Regions from separate parts of the Homo sapiens genome. Here all the other regions are linked to region 2. A link is a contact called in ENCODE Hi-C or POLR2A ChIA-PET data. All regions are on one chromosome and are shown on one strand. Each heading gives the region's core, a stretch centred on a gene start or an enhancer-like site at or near the end of the contact. The rest is flanking DNA. Distances are from core to core; before and after follow the strand shown.

Region 1 (4,214 bases), core at 1,552-4,051, 1.0 Mb after region 2:
ACGTCTGTGTAGGAGTTGTGTAGCTTCCGGAACATCTGAAAAAGACCCAGCAAACCATGACCTTGCCACATACACACAGCCACTGCCAGATTTTTAGTTTCTCAGCATTTCAAAACAAAGTCAAAAAGGAAAAACAAAACACCCACTCGGGCGTGGCCCTCTAACTCCCTGACTTACGCTGCGAATTTCGTTGTCTCGAAGGGCTGTGTTGGAGGAATCTACCACCATGACAAACTTCACCTTGGAGTTGGTGACGTAGCCGTATCTGCACAGCTGGTTAGGGAAGGCACTCGTAACACAGGGACTGCCGGTGGAGGGCCCTCTGTGGGCCCTCACTTTGGAGAAATGTGGCAACCTTGAATCACAGGAAATGCCCATGCTGGGCTGGTCCTGCAGTGGCCGTGCTGGGTACAAGCCTAAATACTTTGCTAGGGCGACGTCTGGTGTTTGCAGGAGAAGCGAAGAGCAGGCAGCCAAGCCTTACCCAGTTCACACTCCAGGAGCCGAACCACCTAGACTCCGAGTCTGTCTGTCTGGAACACCTCACCCTCTTCATGAATCAATGCCTGGCCCGGAAAGTTAACTGCAAAACCAGAGGCTTCGTGAACAAGGCGGATCCCCTCTCTAGAGGCCACATTATTTTGTAAAATAGTGGCTACTAGCAAATGTCACCATGGACAGGCTACATGATGACTTTTGGGAAGGTCTTTGAATTCCATGGCCTCAAGTGATTTGTCCCAAGGGACTAGACGAGTGTCTAGTGACATAAGAGGCAAGGCCTAATGAAATAAATGAAACTATTATCCCCTGCTCAAAGGTGGTGGCTCCCCCTGAAAAGCACAGAAAGAAATCCTTGCAGGTACAAAGCAGAAGTGTCCCACTTCCTCTGCAAACCAGACAACGGACACGTGCAAACCAAAACATTCTACGGGGAATTCTAGCCTTGCTTTTCCCAAATGGCTCTTCCAATGAAAGAGAAGAGTTACAGGCCTTCATTCACCTCAAGCTACCCTAATTCCCTGGCTGGCTAAAAACTCTCACCTCTTTTTCTTCTAAAAGGTTTCAAGTTATCTGATCCTAAAGTACATCTTGCAACTGTAGGTCCTCCCTGACACACACCCTGCCCTGAAAGATACACCTTGTAGTCCTCCGTGGGGTAGAGCAGGCCCAGGTACAGCTCCCTCTGGTCGACCAGGGCCTTCCCCATTGCGGAGATCTTCTCATCCACCACGTCCAGAGATGTGTGCACCATGTAGTGGAACTTCAGCTCGTTCTCCGTAGGGGTGCTGCGAATGTAGAGGGGGTAATTCTGCAAGAAAGGATGACGGCGACTGAAAGGACAAGACTCCACCCAGCGCACACCAGCTCTGAACTATGCTGCAGAGCCGTGACCTGCAGCCACCCGGGGAACGCATTCCCATGCTCTAAGGCCCACCGCTTCATTCTCTATGCCGCAGTGGGCACTGCCTTCAGGGGATCCCAGCTAACCTAAGGAGATTTATGTGTTGTTTGCAAAGCAGCAGCAGTAGGGTGGGCGGAAAAGAAAAAATGAATCAGAAAAATGGGCCTGAGCACAGCCTGCCGATCAAGCCTGGCACCTGGGCACGCCTCTCACCTTCTCCTGGAGGCCACTCTGCCTCAGCCCACCTCTAACTCTGCATGGCTCACCCAAATACAGCACCCTCAATACTGGCTTTTCTTCACCTTGACAGTGACCCTTTTACTAAACCCTTCAAGACTCAGCTCAAATTCCCTTCATCTCTGCATTTCTGACCATTGGAAGCCCAGAATTAACAGCTTCTTTCTCGGTCTTTCACACACCACCATTTACCCTGTGTGTGTTCAGCACTGGGTCCTGCACAAATACAGTGAACAAGAGTCCTCGCTACCCTCGTGGGGAGTGATACCTAGTCAATAAACCCACAAACAAGCAAATGATCATCTTGGCCAAGAGGGAAGCCCATGAGCAGCTTAGCAGCAGCCACCGCCCAGCAGGGAGCGGTCTCGAGTCTGGTCTCGGGAGACCCTGGCTAGGAAATGAAGGCTCCGTGCAGCAGGAGCGTGTGGGCAGCCACCCAGCTCAGTCTTAGCCTTCAGAAAATGCTTTCCAGTTGAAATGTATGTGGGCCAGTAAAGAGGATGGGAGCTGGGGAGAGGTGTTCCGCGTGCAAAGGCCCACAGGTGAGAGGGCAGAGCATGTCCAGGGAGCTGCAGAATTGTTTGGTTGGAGCGGAGAGTGCCAAGGGTTATGGGGGGAAAGGATCCCAGAGCAGGTTATTCAGACAGCATCCTAAGGCAACGAGAAGCCACTGCAGAGGTCTCAGGCAGAGGCGTGACAGGATCCGATTTGTTTTTAACTCGGCTCCGGGGAGACTGGCAGGAGGGCCGGGGCCGCCGTCCGCGGGGAACCAGCGCTGGACGGGAGAACGGGCAGAACCTGCTGAGGACGGAGGACGGAGGTAGTGCCCGGGACCACCTAGGTTTCTGGTGGGTCCTGGCGGGGAGGAGACCTGCTGCGCCGAGGGGTGCGTTCAGCAGCGGGACGGGCGAGCGCGGAACTGGGGTCTCAGTCAGGGTCTGCCTGGCGGCTCGTCCACCGCGAAGCCCCTGACCGCTGGAGCTCGGCGAAGGCCTCCTCCAGGTCCCATTTCCTAAGGTGCCTTCTAAGCCCAGGGAAGAAGTAGAAAGAAAGCGGAGAGCCGAGGATGGTGCGAGCCCGGACGCCCCACGCCGCGCGTACGCACCTCCTTGGCAATCACCGCGATGCACACCGCCATCTTGGGAGGCTCGGCGCCAGGCACCGCGTCACGTGACCCGCCGCTGGTCACGCGGCCTCCAAAGCCCCGCCCCATCCGCACACAGCTGGCTCAGGCCCCGCCCCACTGGTCACGAGGCAGTCCAGGCCCCGCCTCCCGTCCCTCCGCGGACTCTGGCCCCGCCCCGCGAGTCACGTGGCCGTCCAGGCCCCGCCCCGCAGCCCAGCCGGAAGGGCCGGCGGACGCTCGCTAGGTCGGCTCGCTGGCCGGGGCTCCGCGGCTCCCGTGGTTGCCATGGCGGCGGTTGTCGCGGCGACGAGGTGGTGGCAGCTGTTGCTGGTGCTCAGCGCCGCGGGGATGGGGGCCTCGGGCGCCCCGCAGCCCCCCAACATCCTGCTCCTGCTCATGGACGACGTGAGTGCGGGCGGTGGGACGGGGCAGGGCCGGGGTGGGGCGGGGAGGGGAGGGGCGGATGGAGGGAGGAGCGAGGTGGGGGAAGGGCGGGCGGGGTGGGGGGAGAGGTGAGGGGAGGCCCCTTGGGGAAGGGGGGAGGCCCCGCGCGGGGAGGAGGAGGGGGAGGGGACGGGGGGTATCCCCGTGCGGGGAGGGGGAGGCCCCTCGGGGAGTGGCCGCGGGGTCCAGGCGTGGGGTCTCGGCGGTCACCGATCACCACACGCGCTGCCACTGTGCTGCATGACCGGGACAGCGTCCTCCCTGGCAGGTGGGTGGCCGGCGTGCTACCGGGCCCTGCCTCCCCCGTCTGACCTTTCCCGCCCTCTACTCTTGGGAAAGGTGGGCGCGCAGCGTGGCCTCCCCAAAGGGAGGAAGAGGCTGCTCCTGCCGCCCTGCCTGAGAGCTGCGTCGCCCTAGGAATCACTCCCGCCACCTCGGGCCGCCGGGTCCCCCCGCTGGGCTCCAGTCTTACCTGACGGCTGTCTCTGTCCTCTGGAGAATGCTGAGCGAAGGTCAGGTGTCCCTAAGGTCTGAAGAACTGAAAGGCTGGAATGTCTCCTGGTGGGCAAGTGCGGGGTCAGGGGTCACAGCCAGCCTGGAGGCCTCCTTCCCTAACTCCTTGTGGGAGCCACCTGGAGACTCAGGAATGAGCCTGCCTGGGGCATGGGTCACCGTGCAGGACCCCAGACACACCTGGGTTGAAACCCTACTGTCTCCAAGCTTGGGGGTCACTTCCATTCTTGAACCTCAGCTGCCACACCTGGGGGGTTACACCTGTCCCGCCGTGCTCACGTTGTGTGTGAGGACTGGGACGACACCGAGTACCAGACAGTTTTGGGCCGTCGGTGTCGCTCAGCCCCTGTGTGCTGGCTCCGACCAGCAGAGACCCTGACAGGTGCCTTCAGACCCACCTGTGCTGACCAGTGGGGGCCACGGGCCACACCCAAGGGCTGGGCAGTCGTGGCTGTCGGAATTGGAAGGTGCTGGTAGTGTAAAATACACAGA
Region 2 (3,961 bases), core at 572-3,071:
GTTAAAGAACAAACACAAACCGAGAAAATACGTTAGAGACAATCGATAGCAAGCTTCCACGAGCAAAAAGACTGTCCAAACCCCCTATAAAAAGGCAAAGATATAAACAGGTTGTCACAAAGAGAAATATAAATGGTCAACGAATACATAGCTAGGTGCTGCATTTCACTACCAAAGAAGTGTAAAATAAAATAATGTGATATCATTTTTCACAAATTACATTGACAAAAATTTAAAAAGACTTACGGGGCCAAGCACAGTGGCTCATGCCTCTAATGCCAACACTCTGAGAGGCCAAGGTGAGAGGACTATTTGAGCCCAGGAGTTCAAGGTTGCAGTGAGCTAGGATTGTGCCAATGCACTCCAGCCTGGGCAACAGAGCAAGATTCCATCTCAAAACAAAAAGCTTTCAGTAACTGCTGTGAATCTAGCAAATTACTGAACCTTGACGGGGGTCTTGGGGACCACTAAAGGTGGACTTGATGCGAGAAGGGCAGTCAACCAAGCATGGTGACTCACGCCTGTAGTCCCAGCACTTTGTGAGGCTGAGGTGGACAGATTGTTTGAGCGCAGAAGTTCTAGACCAGCCTGGGCAACAAGGCGAAAACTCTTCTCTACAAAAAAGAAAAAAAAAAAAAATTAGCCGGGCGTGGTGACATCCACCTGTAGTCCTAGATACTCAGGAGGCTGAGGTGGGAGGATCGCAGAGCCCGCAGAGGCAGAGTTACAGACGGAGGCCAGGGCTTAGGAGAAAACGTCACAGGACCGCATGAGCAAACCATACAGTCAAACTGTTACTTCCCTGTGCCAGAAACGAGCTGCCGGAGATGCAGCAAAGAGTAAGACTAATCCGCTGGGTTAGGCTGATGGGGATGCGCGAAGAGCAAGGCCCTGGGTTAGGCAGAGTTGTTGTGAGGATTAAAGCAGAATGCTCGCAGAGGCCTGGCAAGTCCTCAACCCTGGAACCGAGAGAAGGCCCCTCTAGACTCGAGAAAGGGAAGCCCCACCCGACTCCTGCCCCTACGCCGTGGCCCCACCCCCACGGTGGCCCCAGGCCTCATTTAACCCCGCCCACGCCATCGCCTCGCCACCCCCCCGTCTTTAGCCACGCCCTTTAGCGTCACGGCCCCACGACAGCCACGTGGCCGCAGGCCCATTTAATCCCGCCCACGTCGTGGCCCGGCCCCGCGGACGTTGGCCACGCCCTTGGCATCAAGGCCCCGCACCCTCCACAACCCGGACCCCGCTTAACCCCGCCCATTCGGTCGCCCCGCCCCGACAGCACGGCCCCGCCCCATCCCTTAGCCCCGCCCACCTCACCGGGGTTAGAACCCAGTCTAACTCCGCGGCCCGCCGTCTTCACCCCACGCCACCGCCCACCCGCGTCGCCCTGGCCCCGACGCACGGCCCCGCCCTCCCCACTGCGGCTGGGACCCACGTCACCCTTCCCACCCCTGGCATCACAACCCCGCTCCCCGACCCGGCTGGACGCTCGCCCCGCCCCACAACGTCAAGGGCCACCCCACCCCCACCCGGGCCGCCGCGCTCCTCACCAGCTCGAAGCGGTTGTTGACTCGGACGCCCTCCTTCCCTGCGCCCCCGGGACGCCGGACACCAAGCTCCCGCTTGGGCCCTTCTTCTTCCGCGTCATCGTCATCACGGAGATCGAAATGCAAGGCGCCGGGCCCGAGGGGCTCCTGGCCGCGCTGTTCCCCCCTCAGCCTCCGGAGGGCCCGGCGCGACATAGGACCGAACGACCACGACGTCTGGAGAGAGGGAGAAGGAAGCGCAGAAAACTCGGCTGTCGGCGCGCCTGCGCACTCTTCGCGCGGGGTCGGGGGCGGGGGAGCTGGCTGCGCGCCTGCGCACTCTTGGCGCGAGGGGTGGGGGCAGGACCTGGCTGCGGCGCCTGCGCGTCGCGGCTCTCCGGAACTTTCCCGCTTCAGCGGCGGCGTCTGGGCGGGCTCCGGGGGGTCCGGGCCAGGTCTCTGGAGAGCTGGGTGTCTGCGCGCCGTGCGCACCGGGCATGGAGAGGTGCCCCGCGGGGATGACGGGCTTCGATTCGGGGTAACGGGCGCGCAGCCGGCGACAGTCGGCCCTGCCCGGCCTTGCCCATCCATGTGGCCCGGAACCCGCAGCCGCGTTCTGCCCGCCGGGGCCTGTCCCCGCACCGTGCCTGCAGCATTTCAGCTGCGTCCCGGACGTTGCTAGTTGGTCCTTTTCGTGTCAGGGTGTCATTCGAGTGATCTAGCCGTCGATGCCCGCCTCTGCCCTGGAGCCGCCGCCCCTCGAGCAGCATTGAGTGACGCGGCCCTTACTGCCCGCCCGAGGCCTCTTTAGGGACAGTGGTTCTGACAGTTCTAGGACAGGCCGCCCGCGTTTGTCACGATCTAAGGGCCGGGCGCGGTGCTCACGCTTGTAATCCCAGCACTTTGGGAGGCCAAGGTGGGCGAATCACCTGAGGTCGGGAATTCGAGACCAGGTTGGGCAACACGGTGAAACTCCCTCTACTAAAAATACAAAAATTAGCTGGGCGTGGCTGCGCACGCCTGTAATCCCAGCTACTCGGGAGGCTGAGGCTGCAGTGAGCCGAGATCGCGCCACTGCACTCCAGCCTGGGCGACAGAGCCAGACCCTGTCTCAAAAAAATGAAAAAAATAAAGTAGATGAGGCTGAGACAGTGCTGGGTTCAGTGGGCGGAGGGCACAGCTTCCTGTGCCTGGGGTTGGGGACATGGGGACAGGAGGGCATAGAGAAGACAGGTGCCAGCAGCCTCCTGCCCGACTTACTGCGGCTTCATGAGCACAAGCAGCAGCCCTGGTGAGCCGGCCTGGCCCCTCCCAGGATGGGTTAGGGTTTTATTTTATTTTGTGAGATGAGGTCTTGCTCTGTTGCCCAGGCTGGAGTGCAGTGGCGCAATCTCGGCTCACTGCAACCTCCATCTCCCAGGCTCAAGCACTTCTCCTGTCTCAGCCTCCCGAGTAGCTGGGACTACAGGCATGTGCCACCATGCCCGGCTAATTTTTGTACTCAGTAGAGATGGGGTTTCACCATGTTGGCCAGGCTGGTCTCGAACTCCTGACCTCAAGTGATCTGCCCACCTCACCCTCCAAAAGTGCTGGGATTACAGGTGTGAGCCACTGCACCTGCCGTGGTTTAGGGTTTTAACGTGGGCTTTCATTTCCAAGTGTTCCTGTATGAATTACAACCCAGTCTCCCCATGATAGGGAGTGTGAGTCCCCGTAGAACCAGAACAACCGTCGTCCTTACCAAGCACTACACATTAGCTTATTGCTGGCTGTGTGACCGGAGGAGTTCCCTGACCCTCTCTGTGCCTGTTTTCTTATTTTTAAACAGGAATAAAAATACAGGCCAGAGAGTCCGTGAAATGCTTACACGCATGCTAGAAGCTGGCTGTTTTTACTGGGGGCTCTAATTTTGTGTGTTTGGATTTCCTGGACCCCAGCTGACAGGAGTATTTTCTCCCGCAGGCCCATCAGTTACAAGTCCTGTCCCTTCTGACCTCCAGGCCCCACGGCTAGCATTACAGCCTGGAGTCAAAGTTCTGGGTGAGCTGTGTATCTTTGGCCAAATTCTTTGACCTCGTTGAGCCTCAGTTCCCTCATCTGTAAGGTAAGATGACGGCAGAACGTCACGGAGGAGCAGGGCAGGGCCCCGTTAACAGGCTGAGCCGGGCGCAGGTGAGCAGACAGCACTCGGCACAGGGCCTGTCTAGAGCCTGCAGTCACACCTCCTGCCCCTGTGGATCCTCTCCCTGGAGAACGAGAATACGGATCTGGGAAATGAGACCAAAGTACCCCCCAGGCCAGCAGGTGTGGCCAGAGGAGCTGATGGGCAGTAGTCTGTGCCGTCCGCATGCAGCCCTGACCATGGTGGCCAGGACCACGAAGCTGGTAGAGGCAGCCAGGGCTGCGTGGACAGAGCAGGCCTGGAGCCCTTG
Region 3 (3,737 bases), core at 420-2,919, 1.9 Mb after region 2:
CTATAAAGTGGACGCAGCCTCTGCCTCCTGGGTCATGATGAAGCACCCGAGATGTTGAGCTGCCCCCACGCAGCGTGGAATCACAAATGGAAGCTCTTTTTTAAAAAGATTAAAGCCCCAGGCTGGACAACAAGGCGAAACCCCCTCTCTACGAAAAATACAAAAATTAGCCGGGGTGGTGGCGTCTGTGGTCCGAGCTACTCAGGAGGCTGCGGTGGGAGGATCACTTGAGCCAGGGAGGCCGAGGCTGCAGTGAGCCAAGATCACGATACTGCATTCCAGTCTCGGGGACCGAGTGAAACCCTATCTCCAAAAAAATAAAAATATTAACGCCAATGATGACAGAATCCAACATCGCAAGAATATATTCTTATTTTAATCGCCAGACACGGGAAGTGGACCCACATACAGAATTTTACCGCGTTTTGGTGTTTTCTTCTAGCACTGGATATCTGCGAGCTGCGTGTTAAATGACCAGATCCAGTTTTTATTTGACGTTTCCTGAGCTTACTCAGAACCACTCACTACTCCAAGTTATTTTTCTGTCCCCTAAGAACTTCCAGCTAAAAGTGAACCCTACAACTGCCTCCTCTTATCAATTATTTACTGTAGTGCGAGTTCCAGCATCGCCATCAGGCCCTGGAGTACATTCCTGGGCAGAACAGGCAACTCCAAACAGGGCAATTACCTGTTCCACATCAACAACTGTGTGACCCGGGCCCTCCCCGGTCAGGGTGCAAGCTCGCTACCCTTCAAAGCCCACACTCGCTCCACTTGCTCACAGTTCTTCAGGGATGATGTATTTCTCCAATAGCAAGACAACCCCTACCATCTCATCAGTGAAAAACATCAGTCCTCTATCAAGGCAATCTCTCCAATTTGCTCACACAGTGTGGATGGAATGTCATCTACTTTCTGCATCCTAGGGGGGAAAAAGAAAACGGCCACCTTCCTTAAGGACTAGATCACAGAAATCGCACAAACGTGCTGGGGAGGGGGCACCCCGAGGTCCTCGTTCATCGGGGCCCCTCGGGGGACGGGCTGGGGTCGTCGCCGAGGTCTGCGGTCCCCGAGAGCGCCCCTTGCGTGTGCAAGTCCTGGGCTATGGGGCTCCGGTCCACAGCCACGGAGGAGGCACAAAAACGATGCCTGTCGCTCCCGCCTGGCTGGCAGGAGCGACCCCCTTGGGAGACTTCGGGCCCCAGAGGAGCCCGGGCGCGGTTCTAGGCCTTTCCAGTCTCCCCGCCGTGGCTCCGGGTCCTTCCCGCGGGGCGAGGCCCGGGACAGAGGTCGGGAGCGCGAGGCCCCCGGGCCGGGCTGCGGCAGCCGCGGCTCAACGGACGCCGGGCGCGGTGGGGCCGGGGGTGCGGAAGCGAGGAAGCGGGAGCCCCTCTTCCGGGGCGCGGCCGGGGACGGGGAGCGGGGCCCGGGGGGCGATCGCCCGGCCCGGGCGGTTGGCGGCGGCGGGGCTGCGGCGCGGGCGGCCCGGCGGGCGGGAGGAGGAGGGAGGAGGGAGATCTCGCTCTCGCTCTCGCCCCGCGGGAAGGGGGAGGCGGAGGCGCGACCGGCTGCGGGAGCTGCAATTACCGTGTGGGCTGCGGAATTCTCGTGGTGTTTGTCGGGGAGATGCGATAATGGCGTCCGTCCTCGCGAGAGAAGCCGCCGCTCTGCGCAGGCGCCGCGAGCCCCTCCCCGCGACGCTCGGCCCCCGCCCTCCGCGCAGGCTCACTGGGCGCGCGGGCCCGGGGGCGGGGCACCCCTGTGGCAGTGAGGCCAGCTGCGCGCGCTTTTCCCGCTCGGCCTCCTGGTGAGCATGCGCAGGCGGCCTTCTTCCGCGACGGTACCGGCTTCCCAGGGCTTTTTTCCCCCCGTTTTTCGCCCACGCCCATGGCCTGCGTGAGAACAATCACCTCAGTGGACGGTCTGAGGAATTTGCATCTTCTTTGAGACGGAATGAATACGCATTAGCTCCCTCAACTACTACACCTCCCAGGGTGCCCTGCGCAAGCTGGGAGCCATGCATTCGGGGACTCGTAGTCCCTGCGTCTGGGCCATGCCTGCCGGGACTTGTAGTCTCTCCGGACTCCGGTGGCCCGTCCTGTCCCCGCACCAAGGGTTGCTGGGACTTGTAGTTACGATGTCTCAGGTGGGCTGTGCGCCCCCAGCGGGTCCTACCTGCTGCTGCGGCGGGTCCTGCCCTGAGGTTCCGGAGCGCTTGGTGGCGTTTTCCCTGACATAAGTGGTCAGGGGTCCCCAGTGTCTATCCAGAGGGGCCTGAGTGCACGCGCGCGGGACTTAGCACACGCGGCAGTGATTATGGTCTTAGATAAGTCCTATAGGTAACACATAATATAAATAAGTGATGGCGGCCGGGCACGGTGGATCACGCCTGTAATCTCAGCCCTGTGGGAGGCCAAGGCGGGCGGAACACCTGAGGTAAAGGGTTCGCGACCAGCCTGGCCAACATGGCGAAACCCTGTCTCTACTAAAAATACAAAATTATGCCGGGCGTGGTGGCGGGCGCCTTGTAATCCCAACTACTCGGGAGGCTGAGGCAGGAGAATCGCTTGAGCCCGCGAGTCAGAGGTTGCAGTGAGCCGAGATCGCGCCACTGCACTCCAGCCTGGCGACAGAGCGAGACTCTGTCTCAAAAAAAAAAAAAGTGATGACGTGAATGTGCACACGTAGAATAAATGTGCAAATGTGCGTTTGTGGGTAATCACAGGAAAAAATTCCCAAACCATAGCGCAGTTCCCAGAAATGTCATTCCTGGTTATCTCCCTCTGCTAATCTAGGATTACCTTGCCTTTCATTTTCTTCTTTATACTCGCCTCTGTTTCCTCAATTATTTGCAATGAGCAAGAATGCCTTTGAGCTCCCAAACACAGGGCGAGGCAGCTATTTTCACTGGGAAAAAGAAAATGCTGGCCGGGCGCGGCGGCTCACGCCTGTAATCCCAGCACTTTGGGAGGCCGAGGCGGGTGGATCACGAGGTCAGGAGATCGAGACCATCCTGGCTAACACGGTGAAACCCCGTCTCTACTAAAAATACAAAAAATTAGCCCGGCGCGGTGGCAGGCGCCTGTAGTCCCAGCTACTCGGGAGGCTGAGGCGGGAGAATGGCGTGAACCCGGGAGGCGGAGCTTGCAGTGAGCCGAGATGGCGCCACTGGACTCCAGCCTGGGCAGCAGAACGAGACTCCGTCTCAAGAAAAAAAAAAAAAAAAAGAAAGAAAGAAAAACAAAATGCTTTACCTTGAATTTCCTGCCCAACTCCCTTTTGCCAATAATAAAAACAGGATTCAGCGCAGTCATGGGCTATGCGACCTTGGGCAACCTTACCGAGTTAAAGTCTCCTCCAGAATTAGGCTTGGAGGTTCCACTGAGGCTGGTGGCTGGGTTACTTCGTGGCAAAAGTGCCTTACAAACACTCCAAGGAGGAGCCTTGGCAAAATGGCAGCGCTGGGACAGGTGTTGATCTGAAGATGGGACTTGTCCTTTTTCAACATGAAGATCAGCTCCAAAGAGATTAGAAAAATTGTCCAGCGAGGCCACAGGGCTGGAGAGAGGCACAAGCTGAGTTTGCAGTCCAGAGCGCCTTGCTTAGAGTGTGGAGTCCACTCACATGGAGGGAAAGGGTGCGTGCGATAGCTGACACAGAATATTCCCTCCGGCAGTGGGGACAAAACATGTTCTAGGGACGCACGCCTTTTGTCTCCACCTCCACCTCAATCACGG
Region 4 (3,967 bases), core at 388-2,887, 1.1 Mb after region 2:
GGAGCCTCATGAGAAGCAGTAGGCCCCTACCCCTCCAACGCCACAGCAGGCCCCTCGGCCAGGGAGACCCTCCGATGGGGCCTGCCATGCCACACACGATGGCTTTCGCGGCCCTTGCACACCCACCAGCACTGGCACCGTTAGGGGTAGCAGTGGTGACGGGAAAGCCCGGCTCCACACCCCAGCTCTGCTGTGTCCACGCAGCTCCCCCAGGGAAGCTCTGCCCTCTCCCCAGCGCAGTTTCGTCAGCTCTCAGGGGCAGAGGCAGACAACACACCAATGCATCAGGAGCATTTGAAACCTGCCAGAGTCCCCGAGGCAGGAGCTGCCCCCCGCAGGAGGGACTGAGGGCACAGCGCCAGCAGTGCCCGGGACCTTTTTCTCAGGGGTCTGGGTCCGCGCCCTGGTGACCTCACCACCACCCTCCCTGGAAGGAGCAGACCTGGGCCTCTGACAGGCTCGCTGGGCCACGCCTGCCACCAACCCGGCCTTTGCCGGGGCCTCGTGGCCGCCCACCCAGCACTCACCATGGCTCCTCAGGGCGGCCCTCGGCCTCTGGGGTGCAGGACTCCCCAGCATCCTGGGCACTGGCCTTCAGCGCCCGGACTCTTGCCCCCAGCTCCCGGGCCCGTTGCAGGCATGACGCAAGCTCAGAGATGGTGTCCTTCAGGGGGATCAGGGGACACGGTGCCGTCAGGCAGGCAGGCAGGCCGGCACCACTCAGCCCTCCCGCATCTGCCCCAGGCCCCGCCCCTCACCTGGTCCTGCGCGGATGTCAGGTGGGGCGGCTGACCTGCTGCCGGGGTGGATTTCTTTATCTTCTGGCCCGGAGAAGGGCAGGCTGGGATGTCTGGGGCCTCGGGGGTACTGGGGCTGGAAACCTGGTGGGAGGGACCCCAAGGGTGAACTCATGACAAGACCTGGTGCTCCTGGCTCTGCAGAGGACCCCGAAGGATCAGAAGCCGCTCTGAGTTAACTGGGACGGGCATGGCTGGGGGGCTTAGGACTTCCCGTAGATGGTGGTCTGTGCTAAGGCCGGGGACACAGCCTTGCTCTCGTCTTCCGGGGCCGTTTCCAGGTCGGACCCCTGCCCTGGCCTCGCAGAGAAGCTGGACTTCCAGCCCCATCATCGGATCCCGGTGCAAGCCCCCCAGTGCCTCCTGCTCATCTCAGGAGCCAGCCAAGTCCCCAGTGGTGGCAGGGCGCCCCCAGGATCCCCCGGCCTGTCCCAGAGTTCCCTGCGCCCCGTCCCCCCCGCCTGTTTCCCCGCCCCCGTCCCTCCGCCTCAGTTTCCCCGAGCCCTGCCCCCCGGGCCTCAGTCTCCCCGCCCCCAACTCCCCGGCCTCAGTCTCCCCACGCCCCTCACCTCGTCCACCGACAGCCGCAGTCTCCTGCGGGCCGGTGGCCTGGCCTGGTCGCGTCCGGGGGCGGCGGGCGGGCGGGCGCGCTTGCGGCTGCCACTGGTAGCGGAGGCCGGGGCGCGGAGTGCGGGCCTGGCGGGGCTGGGGGTGCGGCAGGCCAGCTTGGGCGGCGCGATGCGGGGGGGCCCGGGGCGGCGGCGCGCGAAGAAGTCGGTGACGCGGCGCTGCTCCATGGCGGCGGAGTGCGCGGCGAAAGCAAGGAAAGAAGGAAGGGAGGAAGAGGCGGGCGCGGTTCCCGCCAAATTTCCCGCGGGCGCCCTGGCCCCGCCCCCGGCGCGGACCGAACCATCGGGGCAGAGCACGGGGGGAGGGAAGGGACGGGGCGCGCATGCGCGCTGGTGGGCGCGGGCACCGGCTTGGCCGCGCGCATGCGCCGACGTGCGGGCGTGGACTCGCCGGCGGGCGCCGTCGTGCGTGGGACTTTAGCGCGGTCTCCGGATCCCGCGTGTGGCTCCCACTTTTCAGGGCGTGTCAGTGGGGCCGCTGGCTTCAGGGTCAGAATGAGCGCAATCCAGGCAAACAGCAGCGCGCGCCTGACAAAACCCCGGCGCTGCCCGGGGGAGCCGAGGACGGCGCGGCCTGGGGGGCTGCAGGCTCGAGCTGGTAAAGGCGCTTCCCCCGCGGGCCGCACGCTCCTTATTTCTTTTTTTAAAACTATTTCTGGCTGGGCGCGGTGGCTCACGCCTGTAATCCCAGTACTTTGGGAGGCCGAGGCGGGCGGATCATGAGGTCAGGAGATCGAGACCATCCTGGCTAACACGGTGAAACCCCGTCTCTACTAAAAATACAAAAAATTAGCCGGGCGTGGTGGTGGGCACCTGTGGTCCCAGCTACTCAAAAGGCTGAGGCCTGAGAATGGCGTGAACCCCGTGGGGCGGAGCCTGCAGTGAGCCGAGATCGCGCCACTGCACTCCAGCCTGGGCGACAGCGAGACTCCGTCTCAAAAAAAAAAAAAAAACTATTTCTATCGAGGCGGAGATTACGTTGCCGGGTGGTCTCGAACTCCCCGGTTCAGTGATCCGCTCTCTTGGAACTGCCCCCTCCCAAAGCGCTGCGATCACAGGCGTGGCCTCCGCGATCCGCGTTGCTCGCTTTTTAAAAGGGTGGATTTGATATGTGAATTATTTCTCAATCAAGCTATTACATGGAAACGAAGAAAAGGGGCCGGGCGCGATGGTTCACGCCTGTAATCCCAGCACTTTGAAAGGCCGAGGCGGGCGGATCACCTGAGGTCAGGAGTTCGAGACCAGCCTGACCAACATGGTAAAACCCCCTCTCTACTAAAAATACAAAAATTAGCCAGGCGTGGTGGCGGGCGCCTGTAATTCCAACTGCTTGGGGGGCTGAGGCAGCAGAATCGCTTGAACCCGGGAGGCGAAATGGCGCCACTGCACTTCAGCCTGAGCGAAAGAGCGAGAAACTCCGTCTCAAAAAAAAAAAAAAAAAAAAAAAAGGAAAGAAAAGAAACTGCCTTTAGCATGGCTGAGGGCTGAGATTTTAAAGTTTTAGTTCTTAAAACCTATAGCGCTCCTATCTGGGAAACGGCCTAGAGCGCGGTTTATCTGGAGAGCCCGAGCCACAGCCACTCCTTCCAGAGACGCCAATAAGCAGGGCCAGGCGCAGCGCTGCGGAAGTCCCCCGCAAAGCAATGCGGGCCGCCGGGGCCTGGAGGCCTGCGAGGGAAGGGGACGCGGGTGGAGGCGGCCAGGGCTCAGAGGAGGGCTTCTGTTTTCCCATTTTCCAAGTTTTCTGTAAAAAGCGTGAATTGTGCCTATTTTTTTTTAAGTTAAAGGAATAGAAACCGGTTTGATGATGCAACTGGTGCTTGCAAAATACCTCAAAGGTGGCCTGCACGGTGGCTCACGCCTGTAATCCCAGCACTTTGGGAAGTCGAGGCGGGCGGATCACTTGAGGTCAGGAGTTCAAGACCAGCCTGGCCAACATGGCAAAACCCCGTCTCTACAATAAATACAAAAATTAGCCGGACGTGATGGCAGGCACCTGTAATCTCTGCTACTCAGGATCCCGCCACTACACTCCAGCAGCCTGGGCAACAGAGCGAGACTCCATCTCCAAAACAAAACACCTCAAAAGTGAGGACGTTCATAAGTGGGGGGATGGGGAGGGCGTGGTGAGGCATTTGTTTTCCATCTGTATATAAGGGATCAGCACCTAGACCTGTGTTTTGCAAGCAGCTGGTAGCAAATTTTTAGTGGGTCAAGAAATAAATATGGAAGACTGAGACCCACATTTTTTAAAGCTACGTTTTGTTGAAAAGTTTTGTTTTGGTACACGTGCTTTTTTTTTTTTTTTTTTTGATCACCCAGGCTGGAGTGAAGTAGCTTAGCCTCCACTCCTGGGCTAAAGGAATCCCCCTGCCTTGGCCTCCCAAGTAGCTGGGGCTACAGGCGTGAGCCACCACGCGTGGCTAAATGTTTGTTTTTTGTTTTTGTTTTTTTGTAGAGACGGCATCTCACCATGTTACCCAGGCTGGTCTCGAACTCCTGGACTGAAGCGATCTCCCTGCCTCGGCCTCCCAAGTAGCT
Region 5 (3,448 bases), core at 1-2,500, 1.2 Mb after region 2:
TTTGCCAAGATGGGATGGGGAGGGGGTATGAGAACTGGCAGAGCCTCGGTGCAGCAGGGCTGAAGGGCTTTCTCACCCCAGCTCTGGCTATGCCCAGTTCTCTGAGAAAGGAGCTCAGTGGGGAGGTGGTCCCTCCAGCGGACCAGGGAAGGGGTCACCGTGCTGGGAGCAGCCTCCTTGGGCCTCAGGAAACCACCAAGTGCCTCGGATGGTGGCTGCCCACGGCGCTTCTGCTGAGACCCTGCCCCCGGCCCAGGTGTCTCGGAGGGTGGCTGCCCACGGCCTGGGTGTGGCTGGAATGGTGGCAGGAGTGGGCACCAGTGCGGCCCCGGTGGCCATGGGGAATAAACCAGCATTGCTGCCTCCGGCCTCCGCCGTTTTTCTGTTTCGTAAACCAGCATCCCGGGGTTCCTGCTCTGAGTGACCCTGGCACCTGTCAGGGAGTCCAGGTGTGCCCCATGAGGGCCTGGGGGAGGGGCAGGCTGGGCAGAGCCACAGAGGGGCTCCCCTCAAACCCCACATTGGCTCAGGTGGGACCCTCAGGAGCAACCCCAGGTCTAAAGTCTTCCCATGGGCGCTGGGCTCACCACCCCCACGCCAGCCCCTGCCTCCCGTACCCAGGCCGGACGTGACGGGGCCGTCCCTGCATTCTGTGCTTTCCCAGTTGTACACATCCTGTCCCCTCCCTCGAGTCTCAGTCACAGTTCAGTGACCTGGTGACGGGAGGCCCCCTGCAGTGTCTGACCCAGGCCACGCCTGTGCCAGCCCAGAGCCAGGGGGAGGAAATGGGGGCTGGGCCTCTGGTCCCCATGGGGAGGCCACCCTTGTCCTTGGTAGCATCAGGGTGCAGAGGTGTTCCCGGGCTGTAGGGGTGACTCCCCCACCCCCCAAGGCTCTGGAGAGGCCGATTTGCTCAGGAAGCCGACCTTCACACCTTGTCCTGCTATTAATAGACGCCTGGTTGACACGGGACCCTCGGTTGGGTCCGGAGCATTGGGCAGGGGCACTTGTCAGTGTTTGAGAGCTGAAGTTTGGGAAGCCCTGGGGAAGCGCAGGAACTCCCCGCCTGGGCTGGGGCTGCCGGGCAGGGCCCCTCCTATGCCTCGGCGTGGCTAGAGAGGGCGGGGGCAGAAGGCTCCGGGACAGCCCTGCACCCTACAGATGCGGGTCTCCGCCCAGCCGCGGTCACCTGGGGGGCTGGGGGCGGGGCCTGGGCGGGGCGGGGTTCGGCCGGGAGCGCAGGGGCGGCAGTGCGCGCCTAGCAGTGTCCCAGCCGGGTTCGTGTCGCCATGGGGCAGATCGAGTGGGCCATGTGGGCCAACGAACAGGCGCTGGCGTCCGGCCTGAGTGAGTGCACGTCAGGGACGGTGGAGGCTGCAGCCTGGAGGGGTGTCCCAAGACCCCAGCCGGGACCTCGGGCTACTTACAGGGTGGGGAAGTGGGGCGCCAGGCGGGCCAGGCCGGGCCGGGGTCAGGCCAGGAGGGTGCGGGGAACGGGGGCGGGACCCTCAGGCCGCGGGCTGGAAGGAGGAGTTCTGAGACCCCCAGTAATTCCCTTGCAGACCCTGCGGAGCGCGGCGCCCCTCCCCCATTCCCTTCTCTCGGTCCCCCGACTCCGCGAAGGAGGAAGTTGCAGCGCAGGGGAAGAGGCGGTTCAGCCCCGGTGGTTTCCGGGGTCACCGCCCCGAAGCCCCCGAGTGGGGGCTCCGGCCTGGGCATCGGGAGAAGCTCCCCTGCCCCTCGGTAGCCAGCTGGCCTGGAGGTCGCTCTCCCTGGGCTTGGGGTGGGGAATGGGCTCATGCCCTGGGGCTCAGCCCTTCTCATCTGGAGTCTGCGCTGGAGGCGGTCTGAGATTTCACAAGGCGCCGAAACCACCCAGTGACGGCCCTGCCCAGCCCAGCTGCACAGGCACTTTGCTCTTGGGGTGGGATGGCACAGCCCCCAGTCACCCTCCTGTGCATTTGCTCAGAGGTTCTGGTGAGGGCAGCGGACTCCATTTGGAAATGGACCCTCTCGGGACCAGGGCCAGGGAGTGTCTGGCCCAGCACGGGTGAGGCTGGGCTCAGGCGAGGTCTGAGGGCAGAGGCACCACTGCAGCAGCTCCAGGAAGGACCTGCACCGGGGGAGGAGTGCCTGGGAAGGGCCTGGGGGCTGAGGGTGAGGAGGAGGGGCCCGCTGCCACCACTCCCCTGGGGCTCTGAGCGCCCTCCCTGTTGTCTGGAGGGTGCGTGGCAGCTGGAGTGGGAGCAGAGACCTCAGGGTGGGAGGGCTGGAGGACGGGGCCCTGCAGCCTGTCCTGTGCCCAGGAAAGTGACCGCCTGCTTCGAGTCAGCGGCCAAGAAGTCGGTGGGTCAGTTCAGACAGCTCTCCCCAGAGCTGCCCCGTGAGACTCACCCTGCCTGCCCCGCACTCCCTACAGGAAGTAGACGGACTGAGGGCACCCAGCTGGGAGCCAGGAGACCTGGGCTCTAGTCTGGCCTCCTGCTGAAACCCTCCAGGGGCTCCTGGCCCGAAGAGTTAGAGCCAGACTGGACGCCCTGCACTGCCCGCCCTGGCCTCCCGGCTCTCCGGCCCCCTCCTCCAGCTGCCGTGCTTCCTTTCTGTTCCTAGATCTCCTGAGCGTGCCCCAGGGCCTCGGCACAAGCTGCTGCTTCTGCAGAGCCTCATGGCTGTCTCATTTATTTCTCAATTCAAATGCCACCTGCCTGGGGAGGTCCTTCCAGACCGTGCAGCCCCAGGAGGCAGCTGGCCCGGAGACAGCAGGGCCTTGACAAAGAGTCCCCCCTGTACACAGCAGGTGCTCTGTAAATGTGGCTGGGTGCCAGAATACGTCCTCAGACCTCCCTGGTGGCACCAGCGGCAGCTTTGCACCCTCTTTCGGATGGCAGGCTCGGGACCAGGACGGTCCCCAAAGATGCATGGACAATTGGCTGAGTAGACTCAAGGACACTGCCCTCCCCTCCTCCGACGCAGACAGACAAACCCAGAGAGTTAATGTGTAGCTGGGCTCAAACCAAGGATAGGAAATCTTCCAACAAGACCATGTGGAGACAAAAACAGAATGGCTGGCAGGGCAAGGTGGCTACACCTGTAATCCTAGCACTTTGGGAGGCCAAGGCGGGCGGATCACGAGGTCAGGAGATCGAGACCATCCTGGCTAACACAGTGAAACCCCGTCTCTACTAAAAATACAAAAAATTAGCCGGGTATGGTGGCAGGCGCGCATAGTCCCAGCTACTCGGGAGGCTGAGGCAGGAGAATCGCTTCAACCTGGGAGGTGGAGGTTGTAGTGAGCTGAGATCACGCCACGGAACTCCAGCCTGGGTGACAGGGCAAGACTCTGTCTCCAAAAAAAAAAAAAAAAAGAAATAAAATAGTAGGAAGGACCAGGCGCCGTGGCTCATGCCTGTAATCCCAACACTCTGGGAGGCCAAGGCGGGCGGATTCC

The links. A loop is a pair of places that touch in the nucleus more often than their neighbours do. ChIA-PET counts read pairs that join two places held with the same protein, here RNA polymerase II (POLR2A). Pooled maps may share reads with other maps.
Region 1: a loop to region 2 is called in a pooled map, with 9 times the contacts of the local background. The contact joins the promoter of TRAPPC2L here to the promoter of TCF25 in region 2. A Hi-C loop is called at or near these places in 2 of 37 single-sample maps with no recorded cell type and 9 of 50 pooled maps. POLR2A ChIA-PET finds 5 or more read pairs at or near these places in 2 of 52 experiments (Panc1 and activated CD4-positive, alpha-beta T cell).
Region 3: a loop to region 2 is called in a map with no recorded cell type, with 21 times the contacts of the local background. The contact joins the promoter of BANP here to the promoter of TCF25 in region 2. A Hi-C loop is called at or near these places in 3 of 37 single-sample maps with no recorded cell type and 10 of 50 pooled maps.
Region 4: a loop to region 2 is called in a map with no recorded cell type, with 8 times the contacts of the local background. The contact joins the promoter of CDT1 here to the promoter of TCF25 in region 2. A Hi-C loop is called at or near these places in 5 of 37 single-sample maps with no recorded cell type and 8 of 50 pooled maps. POLR2A ChIA-PET finds 5 or more read pairs at or near these places in 6 of 52 experiments (B cell, WTC11, activated B cell and 2 more).
Region 5: a pooled map shows a loop between it and region 2 (12-fold over the local background). The contact joins the promoter of CYBA here to the promoter of TCF25 in region 2. A Hi-C loop is called at or near these places in 1 of 37 single-sample maps with no recorded cell type and 8 of 50 pooled maps. POLR2A ChIA-PET finds 5 or more read pairs at or near these places in 1 of 52 experiments (Caco-2).

The regions. Positions count from the first base shown.
Region 1 is chr16:88,855,714-88,859,927 of GRCh38, reverse strand. It overlaps TRAPPC2L (trafficking protein particle complex subunit 2L), which reads right to left and starts at 2,801. Exons shown (of 5, transcript NM_001318525.2): 1 at 2,745-2,801; 2 at 1,137-1,309; 3 at 178-265; 4 at 1-35. The coding sequence starts at 2,777. GALNS (galactosamine (N-acetyl)-6-sulfatase) reads left to right here and starts at 2,981. Exons shown (of 14, transcript NM_000512.5): 1 at 2,981-3,170. The coding sequence starts at 3,051. LOC107983950 (a long non-coding RNA gene) reads left to right here and starts at 3,348. Exons shown (of 2, transcript XR_933884.3): 1 at 3,348-3,477; 2 at 3,627-4,214. RefSeq lists a silencer at 2,849-3,248.
Region 2 is chr16:89,871,452-89,875,412 of GRCh38, reverse strand. It overlaps TCF25 (TCF25 ribosome quality control complex subunit), which reads right to left and starts at 1,821. Exons shown (of 18, transcript NM_014972.3): 1 at 1,554-1,821. The coding sequence starts at 1,745. LOC112268179 (a long non-coding RNA gene) reads left to right here and starts at 1,925. Exons shown (of 2, transcript XR_002957933.2): 1 at 1,925-2,445; 2 at 3,492-3,961. RefSeq lists silencers at 1,037-1,506, 1,977-2,096 and enhancers at 2,177-2,336, 2,107-3,063.
Region 3 is chr16:87,949,366-87,953,102 of GRCh38, reverse strand. It overlaps BANP (BTG3 associated nuclear protein), which reads right to left and starts at 1,669. Exons shown (of 14, transcript NM_001386991.1): 1 at 1,588-1,669. RefSeq lists silencers at 1,174-1,273, 1,294-1,353, 1,384-1,503, 1,514-1,813 and enhancers at 1,102-1,744, 2,004-2,313.
Region 4 is chr16:88,801,459-88,805,425 of GRCh38, reverse strand. It overlaps CDT1 (chromatin licensing and DNA replication factor 1), which reads right to left and starts at 1,637. Exons shown (of 10, transcript NM_030928.4): 1 at 1,367-1,637; 2 at 759-881; 3 at 528-664. The coding sequence starts at 1,594. RefSeq lists enhancers at 1-205, 206-1,089, 1,808-2,383 and silencers at 1,446-1,555, 1,636-1,875.
Region 5 is chr16:88,648,855-88,652,302 of GRCh38, reverse strand. It overlaps CYBA (cytochrome b-245 alpha chain), which reads left to right and starts at 1,250. Exons shown (of 6, transcript NM_000101.4): 1 at 1,250-1,347. The coding sequence starts at 1,290. MVD (mevalonate diphosphate decarboxylase) reads left to right here. Exons shown (of 10, transcript NM_002461.3): 10 at 1-363. RefSeq lists enhancers at 651-800, 228-1,122, 1,123-2,016, 2,017-2,912 and silencers at 1,061-1,340, 1,491-1,640.